Regions from separate parts of the Homo sapiens genome. Here region 1 is linked to region 2. Evidence: read pairs that join two places in POLR2A ChIA-PET (ENCODE). Cell type or tissue: A673. All regions are shown on one strand. Links, peaks and the distances in the headings refer to the core of each region. The heading gives the core; the rest is flanking DNA. Region 1 has its middle 97 kb from the start of MIR302CHG. Region 2 overlaps LARP7 (La ribonucleoprotein 7, transcriptional regulator).

The links. ChIA-PET counts read pairs that join two places held together with the same protein. Peaks named below come from ENCODE experiments on the same cell type or tissue, not always from the same donor. Only the 100,000 strongest peaks of a DNase experiment are listed, where the experiment ranks them.
Region 1: POLR2A ChIA-PET joins it to region 2 with 5 read pairs; 4 of 35 experiments call an interaction of 5 or more read pairs at or near these places.

The regions. Positions count from the first base shown.
Region 1 is chr4:112,744,732-112,749,731 of GRCh38, reverse strand. It overlaps a transcript of ANK2 not described here. Among named protein-coding and RNA genes, the nearest start is that of MIR302CHG, 97 kb to the right of the region's middle. In A673, for the core only: no CTCF peak of the experiment used is centred there; a DNase peak (open chromatin) is centred at 2,491.
Region 2 is chr4:112,651,555-112,658,387 of GRCh38, reverse strand. It overlaps LARP7 (La ribonucleoprotein 7, transcriptional regulator), which reads right to left. Exons shown (of 13, transcript NM_016648.4): 11 at 5,152-5,311; 12 at 4,229-4,320; 13 at 802-1,141. The coding sequence ends at 1,061. Among named protein-coding and RNA genes, the nearest start is that of MIR302CHG, 4.9 kb to the right of the region's middle. In A673, for the core only: no CTCF peak of the experiment used is centred there; no DNase peak of the experiment used is centred there.

The DNA.
Region 1 (5,000 bases), core at 1-5,000, 92 kb before region 2:
AGATAATCCCAAAATTTAGCAACTGTTATGTTCTATGATAAATCTCAGTGTCTAAAATTTGCTTCATTATTATCTATCACTTTCCACAAACATCATGGTACAATCCTAGGAAACACTGCTGTGACTGTTCTCAATCCAGTAACTATTCAGTAGGAGACCATCTCTCTCATAAGCCCTCCAGGGTTGGTGACTGCTGACTCTGAAAAAGTCTGGAGTAAAGAGCTCATGAGTTTCCATACATTTTCTGAATATAACTTTCCTCCCAAAATTCCAAAGTTGGGTCCATAAACAAGTGATTGCCATTAATATCTATGGATCTATTTTTATGCCTGAGTACAAAGTCATTCAAAACATTTTTTCCCACCAGAGACTTGAAACCCCTACATGCACGTTACTCTTGAGACTCAGGCTTTTCCTCCCATACTTTACCAATGATATCACTGGTAACATTACAAATGGTGATAACTGCTCAATGTACAGGTAGCATAGAAGGATGCATGCTTGATCAAAGATGACTTAAAATCATAGGTCAGGCCAGGCGCGGTGGCTCACGCCTGTAATCCCAGCACTGTGGGAGGCCGAGGCGGGTGGATCACCTGAGGTCAGCAGTTCGAGACTAGCCTGGCTAACATGGCCAAACCCTGTCTCTACTAATAATAAAAAAATCAGATGGGCGTGGTGGCACACGCCTGTAATCCCAGCTACTCAGGAGGCCGAGGCCCGAGAATGGCTTGAACCCGGAAGGCAGAGGTTGCAGTTAGCTGAGATTGCGCCATTGCACTCCAGCCTGGGTGACAAGAGCGAAACTCCATCTACAAAATAAATAAATAAATAAATAAAATCATAGGTCCGTCCACTGACTTTATTTTAAAGGACAATCTCTACCTCCAGCTGCTGTTTACTAAGTTGAATATCTGCAATTCTTGTTTCCAATAATTCAAAGCATTTTAAAAGCATGGGTGTGTTTCAAAATGTCCTCCAATCAAGTGGTTTTCAATTGCCTTGCCTCAGGGGACCATAAAATATGTATTTGAGTATCTTGGATTCATCCATCCTCAGACCACATCCAGCACAAAATTACACTGTGAGGAACTTTAGGCCCAACAGCTGCAGGAGTTAGAGGAAGGGAAATAAGGTCAAACAGGAATGTGCTGTCTGTGCATAAAATTAGCATAGCCTTATAGGTTAACATAAGATAAACATAAAGCATGCTAGAAAAAAATCAGGTAAAGGTGAAAATAATATGTCATTAAGCTATGCCTCTCCAGGAATTAAGGACACCAGGTCACTCACATTCCTAAAAGAAATATGTTCCATTAGGCTTGTTATGAGGATGTTCTCTACATTTCCATAGCAGGCTCAAGTCTAACAAGACTGAATTACATCTACCACTGCTTGAGGACCCTGAATTTGATTTTTCATTTGTGCCATATTTACTCTATAAAACCCACAATAACCACTTTAATTTGCTGTATAACCATTATTACATGGTAAGCATGTTTGTCTGTATAGGCACATTTGGTGGTGTTCAGTTCCAGATTTTAAAACTTTGTTTTTTGCCTAAGGTAGCTCCTTGAAAGAAGAGCTCTTCGTGTTCTACATCATACAATATTAATCACCACATTTTCCTGATGCACTGCAGATATTGAATCACTTGGAGGATGCCTTACAAAAAATGTATGAAAACAGCTTTTACTACATCTCAATAGCTAATGTAGAACACATTATAATCTAGGATGATAGCCAAATCCTTTTATCAATGGAAAAAATTAGTAAATATACATCTGATGACATTTCAAGGAACTCTCTAGAATAGAAAACTATAAACCCATTTTGCTAGGACTATTTTGATAACCCCAGCAGTTATCACATATTCAGAAATCCTTACCAACTTCTCACTTTTATCTCACAATATTTCTCCTTTCCAACCCTAGGAGACTGGAGGGTTAAAGTCTGGTATTTAATGTCTTCTGTTACTCCTGTCCTGTCACCCTTTCCCACCTTCTTTTAATTCTCAATATTCTTGATGTTCCAGAAAGTAAAACCAGAAATTAGAGAACCACCATTAAAATAAATCAGATCAGAACCAATTTACTTAATTCTCAGAACTTAATATTTAACTTTCAATTTGAAAAATGAATCCACTCTTAAATGTAGTGCTTTCACATAAAACTTTTCTCTTCCTTTTTCTTTCACAAGCTCAAGAGTTCCTAGGAGAACTCCACCCCCTACTCCCAACAAAAAGGTATTCAGCTAACCAATTATGCACATAAACCACCAATTTTCACATGTAAATATTCTTGTACATTATCATTTTACACATTTGAATGTGATTTTTACATTTAAAGTCCCGTGACAAGGCTTTGGAGATCTCAGCCTGTGGGCTATGGACAGATTAAGATTTCTTTTCTAATGATCATTTCCTTTTGGTGCTAATGTGTTTGTTCCTTATTAGTGCCACTCACTGGCCTGGACTTAAGCCAGATTAAAATAAATTCCTTTGATTTGCCTGGTTTCAAAGACACAAAAGAATTTCCCACTTTGAAAATCCCCACAGAGTTTTGGCTAAAGAATGTGTCACCTCAGGATGTTGATACTCTTCATTATGACTTATGCTGTTAGGAATTCCTCAACCTTAAGAGATAAGGTTGGTGTTGCTCCCTTCTTTTTTAGAAAACTGCAAAGGTAATGTCATCTGCTGTGAGTCTGATACCATTGTTAACTGTGCTTAATTCCTGAAATAATATAATAGAAATTGAAATTTGTTTTAGGGATTTCGTAAATGCGTGACCACAGTTATACAGCCTTAGTTCTACTGCTTAAAATTGGATATTTGAATATATTTGAAGTATTTGCAGAAAAATCACAAAAGCATGTCTTTTTTATCATTGAATATGTCAAGGAATAATTTTAATAAGCTTCATCCAGCTTTCCTATTATGCATGATTAAAATGTAAGTTAATACATAATTCAAAACTATTTTGAAGTTATTAAAATGAAGACATTCCTTTAGATTAATGTGTTAACTGTTTGTTTCTATTTTACAAATCTGCAGATGAAACCAAATTTTATTTAACACTAAAACATGTGATAAGCTAAGGAGCACATCATCTGTATCACTTCAAGAAAATAATGACAGCTTCCTTTATCCAGAAAATTATGCATGTTAGGAGGAGGTCTGTATTCAAAAAGGCATTTTCTTTTTCTCTTTTTTTTTTTTTTTTGAGACAGCATCTCACTCGGTTGCCCAAGCTGGAGTGCAGTAGTGCAATCTCAGCTCACTGCAACCTCCACCTCCCGTGTTCAAGCGATTCTCCTGCCTGAGCCTCCTGAGTACCTGGGTTAGGGATTTTCTAACCCCCAAGATAACTCTACCACCACAATCCAAACAACATTTGAACTTTTTTTTGTTTGTATCATATGTAAGCACTAAGAAAGCAGTTTTAATAGAAATTAAACATATATAGTGTTCTCTTTAAATATATTTAGAAAATTACTCAAGATTAATATAATTTTTCAATTGTTTTAGTTCTTGTACATTTTGATGATCAATAAAAGCTGGCCATACTTGCTAATTTAATTGTCATCCTAAATATATGTAATCCTGTCTAAGAACTTCCAAAATCTCTTTAAGAGTCACTATAGAATTGAAAATATAGTGGATTCCTTTAAAGGGCTGATAGAAGGGGATGGTAGGTGAGTGAGAGGACAGGATTATTGAAAAAAAACAACAATAACAACAACAAGAATGATTTAAAACAACTGAATTCATGGAAATAGAATGAAAAATGGTTATCAGAGACCAGGAAGGGCAGCCAGTGGGGAAGGGGGAGAGATGTGGGGATGGTTAATGGATACAAACATATATTTAGATAGAATGAATAAGATCTAGTAATTGGGGCCGGGCGCAGTGGCTCACACCTGTAATCCCAACACTTTGGGAGGCCAGGGCAGGTGGATCACCGGAGGTCAGGAGTTCGAGACCAGCCTGACCAAGATGGAGAAACCCCATCTCTACTAAAAATCAAAAATTAGCCAGGCATGGTGGTGGGTGCCTATAGTCCCAGCTACTTGGGAGGCTGAGGCAGGAGAATCACTTGAACCTAGGAGGTGGAGGTTGCAGTGAGCCGAGGTCGTGCCATTGCACTCCAGCCTGGGCAACAGGAGCGAAACTCTGTCTCAAAAAAAAAAAAAAAAAAAGATCTAGTACTTGATAGCACAACAGGGTGACTACAGACAACAATAAATTATTGTACATTTAAAAATAACTAAAAGAGCATAATTGGATTGTTTGTAACATAAAAGAAGGATAAATGCTGGAGGTGATGGATACCCCATTTACCTTGATGTGATTATTACGCATTGCATGCCTATATCAAAGTATCTCATATACTCCATAAATATATACACCTACTATGTGCCCACAAAAATTAAAAAGTAAGAAAATAAAAATAGATTTAAAAAAGAATGATAGTTTTTATGTCGGAATTTATGTTTGATGTGTTTATGTGATGTGTTTGTGTTGTGACCTATATAATAGGTGAATGTATGTAATACTTTTCTTTTAGAATTAGTCAAGGAAGAAGTAACCAATGAAGGAAGAAAAAGGCTGATAAATTGACTGTCTGCTTACAAATAATAAAGAAAACATATGATAAATGAATTCAAAGGATTACAGTCCAACTGAGAAAAAACTACTTGATCACATATGACATATAGAGAAAAAGGGCTTACAAATCAATAGAGCAAAACACCAATAGAAAATGACAAAGACTGTCAACAGACATTCACAAATAAGGAAATATAAATGGTTAATAAACTTACAAAAATATGTTTAACCTGATGACAGATGAAGACATACATGTTAATCCACTGAAATGCTTTTTGACGATTATATTGGGAAAGACAAAAATGAGAGAAAAAGCTTAATGTTGGCAAGTATTTGCTAAAGCAGGTACTCTCATATTCTGTAAGTGGGAATACAAATTTGTGCCAAAACT
Region 2 (6,833 bases), core at 1,109-6,108:
GAAAATGCATATGCTAGCTTTCCTTCATGGAAAGAGAAAAACTTCATGGAGCGGGTGAGTGGGAACTTGCCATGGCACTAACTTTGTAGCAATTAGCTGTCACTCCAACCAGTGAGATGGCCAATCTCCTCAAATATTTGGCTTATAGAAGTGAACAGATCCTGATTGTAGCCTCTCCACAATCCATGGAAGGGGGTGGCCAAATAAGACCCTCAATTTTGGATAAAGCTGACAGATTCAGGATTTGGTTTGTAGCCCAATGAAATTAACTCCATGGCTGTCCAGAGTACTTCCTTGAGATTTTGATAAGAGATTAAGATGACAGTCCTGTATGGACCCAGTTAAGTTCAATTCTGGGAAGGCTTTAAATGCTTCACTCCCATGATTTTCCTGAATAAAATAACAGAGCTCAGTTCTGCCTAAGGTTGATTCCTCTATTTTTTCCTTCTTGTGCTAATAGCACCTAATACATTTTATTTTGTCTAACCAAAACAAAACATTTAACTTGATTTATGAAGAAACTCAATTCTTTTAAAAATTTAACATTTTAATTAGAACCAATCCCTATGGTCTATTGTTCAATGGAAGCTCAGATAGGCAAAGTGGAATGAATAGAATGAACTATTAAACATGTCTGTATAAATCAACATGAAAAGGTATTGAAGGTATTGCAAGTTACAAACTAAGTACAGTGAGAGTTTAGTGTTAAACATTTCTCTAAACTTTATATATATTCATGTAGTATTTTTGCAATTATGTTTTGTTTTTACAGTATAAAAACAAAATCAACACATTTCCAAATAATGTTCAAAACACATTTATTTACTAAATCACCTGACACTGACATCTAAGATAATTTCAACAAATAAAATGTTTAAGAAAAATTGTGGTATACATCATATTTGTCTCTAGAAAAAAGTCTTATTTACAAGTTGAGGAACAAAGATATTTCTTTTAATTAAAAACACATTAATTATGCAGTGCTACCATAATAAAAGTGAATCTCCCAAGAACAGCTCAAGTATCTTGTGAAGTATTAAGAGGTGAACTGTTTTTTTTTTCAATCATATTCAGAAAATCTTATATGTTTACTCGCTTGTTGAGTCTTTGCCAGTCTAATCTTTTCAGCTTTGGTGATTAACTAAAGAGAAATAAATCAAAAATTAAAATGTATTGGATACTCAAAACACACACACACACACACACACACACACACAAAACTATGACTAGAAAAAATTTCACAGCTATCAGCTTAAATGGAAATTTTTTAAAAACAGCGAGAAGATGACAAATGAGATAATTATGCTCAGGTCAAATCAATTACAAATCAAATCTGTTATTAAGGCTATTTACTATTTCCTATTTCTTACACCCTTACATAAATTGTTGAATATTTTTAAGGAAGGCAAATGAAATTACACAGAATAAAAAAGAAAACTGTTTAAAATGTCTAAAATATTCCAAAAGCTTCCTTGAGAAAAAAAAGTTAAAATATTAAACTTTGGAGTAAATGCAAATCTTTTTCTCTAAAAAATATAGATTCTAATGAGTATTCATTTAAATAGTTTTAAAGTGTTTGGTACCATATGGCAATTGGAAGGAATTCACTTTTAGATTAAACTAAAAGCCTATTATTCATCATTGAGGTGAATTAAAATCCAAAGATGTTTAGAACTCTATCATACCCATGCTGCTGTTCACAAATTTTATAAATTCTGCCTTTACCTGCTGAGTATCAGTAATTTTTACAGAAAAGAATTCAAATGTTTTAAAAGCCAAAGAGAAATAAGCTTCATTCTGTCTCTAGTAGCTGTTATCTATTTTTACCAATGTGTTCAAAATCATAGGGCATACTACAAAGATTTAGGCTAGCAAAATGAATAGGAGACATCCCTTTTGGCAGACCTTTCCTTCATCTTCTTGATCTTTTGTGATACATCACTAATTTAATTTACTTGTGTTTAATATATTATTTTAGTTTCGTTTTTTTGAGACAGAGTCTTGCTCTGTTGCCCAGGCTGTGGTGCAGTGGCGCCATCTTGGCTCACTGCAACCTCCACTTCCTAGGTTCAGGCAATTCTCTTGCCTCAGCCTCCCCAGTAGCTGGGATTACATGTGCGTGCCAGCTGGCTAATTTTTGTATTTTTAGTAGACAGGGTTTCAATATGTTGGCCGGGCTGGTCTCCAACTCCTGACCTCAAGTGATCCACCAGCCTCAGCCTCCTAAAGTGCTGGGATTATAGGCATGAGCCACCGTGCCTGGCCCCATAATGTGAATATTAAGAGCCAGAATTTTTTTACTTTTACTCAATTATGGGCCAAATACAACACTATTGTAGAAATATTGGGCTGTCAGGTCAGTAAGGTATTTATGTAACCTTTTGGCAGATTCACTGATGTTCTACTAGTTTTTTTTCTAAGCAATTTCCATTACTTACTAAGATGCTCCTAGTACTCCAACTACACTGGTCTTCTAGTCCCTGACAGTCTTCCCTTCCGGTCTCTGCATTTTCTTTGCTTCTGCCTGAAAAGCTATACTTCTAAACTTTACTGGGGCTTACTCGCTCACTTCCTTATGGGTCTTGGCTGTAACATAACCTTTGCAGAGAGTTTTCCAGACAACCTCAGCTGTTACAATGCTCTCCTGCAATACACTTTATTTTTCTGTCTAGCACTGGTCATCACCTAAACTATATTGTTTATCTGTTAGCTTCATGAAAGTAGGGGACTTTGTGATTCATGGCTTTACCCCAGGTTCCAAGAATGGTGCCTAACACAAGGCACTCAAAAATCATTAGCTGAATTAACTAGCAAACAAGTTGGCTAAACTAATTATGGTCTACTCCTTTTTTCCAACAAGCTTTGCACAGCACTTACTTTCTGTGTTAACCTCCGTTTCATTTCACGACAAGAGTCAACTGGCTACTTCCATAGCTACTTAACAAATTGCGTTAACGACAATCCTGACGTCATAACTGAGTTGTGTTCCAACTCAATTTAAGAACTTCCTAGTCAAAGATGAGCTCTAAATTTTTAAAATGAAAAATAAAAGGTTTATTCCTAGTTTTAAAAATATATAAAATCTAAATGAAATTTCACACCAATTAGAAGGGTATTATTTAACAAAGTGACTTCACTTCAGTTACCAGTTCTGGATTAGTGATTTTAACATTTGAATAATCTCAAACTGGCTTTGAAATTAACACCTCATATCCCTGAAAGAATCCTTGGGAAGCACAGGAGGCTTCCCCACCACAGCAAGTTCAGTCTCCTTTCAAGGAAACAAAATTCACACCTCCCCACAAATCACGATAAATTCTGGGCAATGGTAGAAGAAGGTTGATGAAAAACACTTGCTTTTTAAGTTAGTTTTTTTTTTTTTTTGTATAAATATGACCCCAAATCAACAAGCTTAGATTACAGGAAATAGGACTTTTAACTTGCTCACCTAACAAAAAAGGAAGTTCATCTTTTTCATTTTTCTTACACTTTTATAATATGCATTTCTAAATTTTGATGACTGTAGTTAATATTAGGTATTATGTACCCTACTTTGTTCCAGGCACTTTTAAAATGTACTAACCTTTACATGTATAATAATTTGTTTTAAAACTTTAAGAGACAGGGTCTTGCTATGTTGCCTAAGCTGGAAAGCAGTGGCTATTCCCAGGTGTGATTCCACTACTGATCAGACCAGTATCATTTTAAGTGACAGAAAAATAAAATTACTGAAAGAGGGGCTTGCTTTAAATTATTTAAGCTTGTTTGTATTACCTACTATCTTAGAGAAAGAGGAATAAAGCTTATCGTTGCTATAGGAAACACTATGCATAAAGTCTCTCCATCTTATCTATGGAGCCTCCTATCTTTATAAACTACATTCTGAATACATTGTGTTTTTACCATGAAGATAATCTTTCTATAATCATTTATCACCAAACTACAAGACATAGCAGCCAGATATCAAGACTGTTAAAGTATATCACTGGTTAAAAAGAAAAAATCTAAATTAAAATTATGTATCCTTGTGAGAAAAATAATTCAATTTCATACATTTTGAAATCTAGAGAAATGACTTTTCCCTCCCAACCTAAAACATAGTATATACTCAGTAAATTTTTGTTAGGTAATAGCAAAACTACGATCATTTTATGACTACCTAGTACTGACTTTGGCATTAAACGTTCAAGGAAAGTTTAGTCTAAAAAAACAAAAATGAATCAATTACCTTTTCAGTGCCTCTTTTCTTTTCCCGAGGCTGATTAAGTTTTGCCTGTCTATCAACCAAAATCTTCTGCCAATACCTTTGTTCGTGATCACCTTAAAAACAAACAAAGACTCTGATGGATGAAAAGAAGAACATATCTGAAAAACCATATTCAAGGCATTACATTCTCAATAATAGTAACTAGGACAGTTTTTGATTATATTTAATGCTACTTTACACATATTACAGAATAGAAAAAAAATAGTTAGTTTTGCCAGGTGCGGTGGCTCAAACCTCTAATCCCAGCACTTTGGGAGGGCGAGGAGGGAGGATCACCAGAGGTCAGCCTGGCCAACAAGGCAAAGCCCCTTCTCTACTAAAAATATAAAAATTGCCTGGTGCAGTGGCTCATGTCTGTAATCCCAGCACTTTGGGGGGCCAAGGCAGGCAGATCACCTGAGGTCCGGGGTTCGAGACAAGACCAGCCTGACCAACATGGAGAAACCCCGTCTCTATTAAAAATGCAAAATAGCGGGGCATGGTGGCACATGCCTGTAATCCCAGCTAACCTGGGAGGCTGAGGCAGGAGAATCACTTCAACCCGGGAGGCAGAGGTTGCAGTGAGCCGAGATCGCACCACAGCACTCCAGCCTGGGCAACAAGAGCGAAACTCTGTCTCAAAAAATAAAATAAAAATATAAAAATTAGCCGGGCGTGGTAACACACGCCTGTAATCCCAGCTACTCTGGAGGCTGAGGCAGGAGAATTGCTTGAAACTGGGAGGTGGAGGATGCGGTGAGCTGAGATCACACCACTGTACTCCAGCCTGAGCGACAGAGCAAGACCAAAAAAAAAAAACTAGTTTCATTAGCCAAACTCAGAAAATATATTACTCACAATAAGGATGATAACAAAAAAAAAAGGAAACGTCTATGAAGTTTTACCAGAAAGGATCTCGAGTTTCCAGCAGTGTTTCTTGTTAATTTCTGTATAGGCATTTATTACTGCTTGAGCATCCTCAGGAGTTTTAAATCTAGCATGGCATTCTGTATCCCCTTCTAGCAAATCAACATAAAGAACTTCTGAGATTGCTGCCAAAGTATCCTGCATTAGAGTTAAGTAGAAAGACAAATAAAATTTAAAAAGTTTCACAATAATTCTAAAACTATTCCAATGGTTATGCCAGAATATATTATGTAAATAAAGCATTTTGCAGTCTAATGAGGAGCAAATATCCTGTATCAAATATTTCCTGTAAAGCATGTTCTTAAAAATAGATTTGAATAATATCAACTCTAGTAATTTATTTTCATTTATTTTCTTGAAATCACATCCTTAAAATCTGCACTAGAATGGGAATATTCTATAAGGACAACAGATTTATAGAGCAGAAAGCAGAAATAGTGTCCCCCAACCCCCAAATCAGGAAGCGTTCACATCTGGGAGTAGTATAAGGAATAAAATTAAAAAAAAAAAAAAGGATTAAGGGAGGTTTGTTTTTACTCACCTGTAGAAAATCACTATGACTTTAAAATATGTGTACAAATCATTCCACTTTTAATAACAACTCATGAAAAACAGTTTAACCAAACCTAAAATACTAGATTTCCACATTGTTCAAGAGCTCTTACTTTCTGAAAAAAATACCTAAGTAACCTCTTCTAAACAAGTTGTGGTCACCCAGCAAGGAAAAGTTTTACCTACACTGCCTGCTGTGAGGGCAAATTAACCAGATTCCTGCATTCTTAATCAACTTTTTTTTTCACAGCAGGTTTTACAGAGTATACAATGCATTTATGCAGGAATGTTACACTAATTCCTAATTCATCAACTTCCATTCATAAAGCTAAAGAAGTAACTGGAGATTGCTAAATGGGGGGGGGGGGGAAATCTTATTTATCTTGCCTCCCTTTCGTTTTGACCTAAAATTTCAGACATAACTAATTTACATTACTTTCAGATGTTGAATTTTTAGATGTTTGAATTACGGAAAGAACTGAGCAATACCTGGAAGTATTATTTCATCATAGAATAAGAAAAGTTTATCAGTTAATAATAAAAAATATATAATAAAATCTGTGAGTTTCTAGAAGCCAGGGACTAGATCTTAACTCATCCCAACACTCAGCAACTATCACAAAACAGGCATTTAGTAACTGTTTGCCAAATTAAAAAAAAAAAAACTGCAGAGACTTACACTTGCTAGTCCTTCCCACTTCTTTACCTAGTTAATTAGTACCAAATTTAGATATAAAGCAAGTAAAAAACTCAGTATTGTTGAAATTTGAATGCATTCAGTAGTAGTAATGAGTTTTATAACTGACTTTTGAGCATATTCAATTACTACAACTCAAAAGATATATACTAAATATCCATTATAATGTCAGGCTAATCTCTTGATTTAAAACCCTTAGAATTTAAAACCCATAGAATGACAAATTAGCCTGGTAATCACATGGGCAAGTCACAGACAGTTGTAACCAACACAGCTCAGTTTTTGTTTCAGCAAAATGTAAGTAACTACTAACTGGATTAATGCAGGGATTGATTTTATGATTTTGATGATCATAAATGATGAATTTGTAATTGATAAAGTTACCCTTTAAATAACAGAAGTTATTTAATG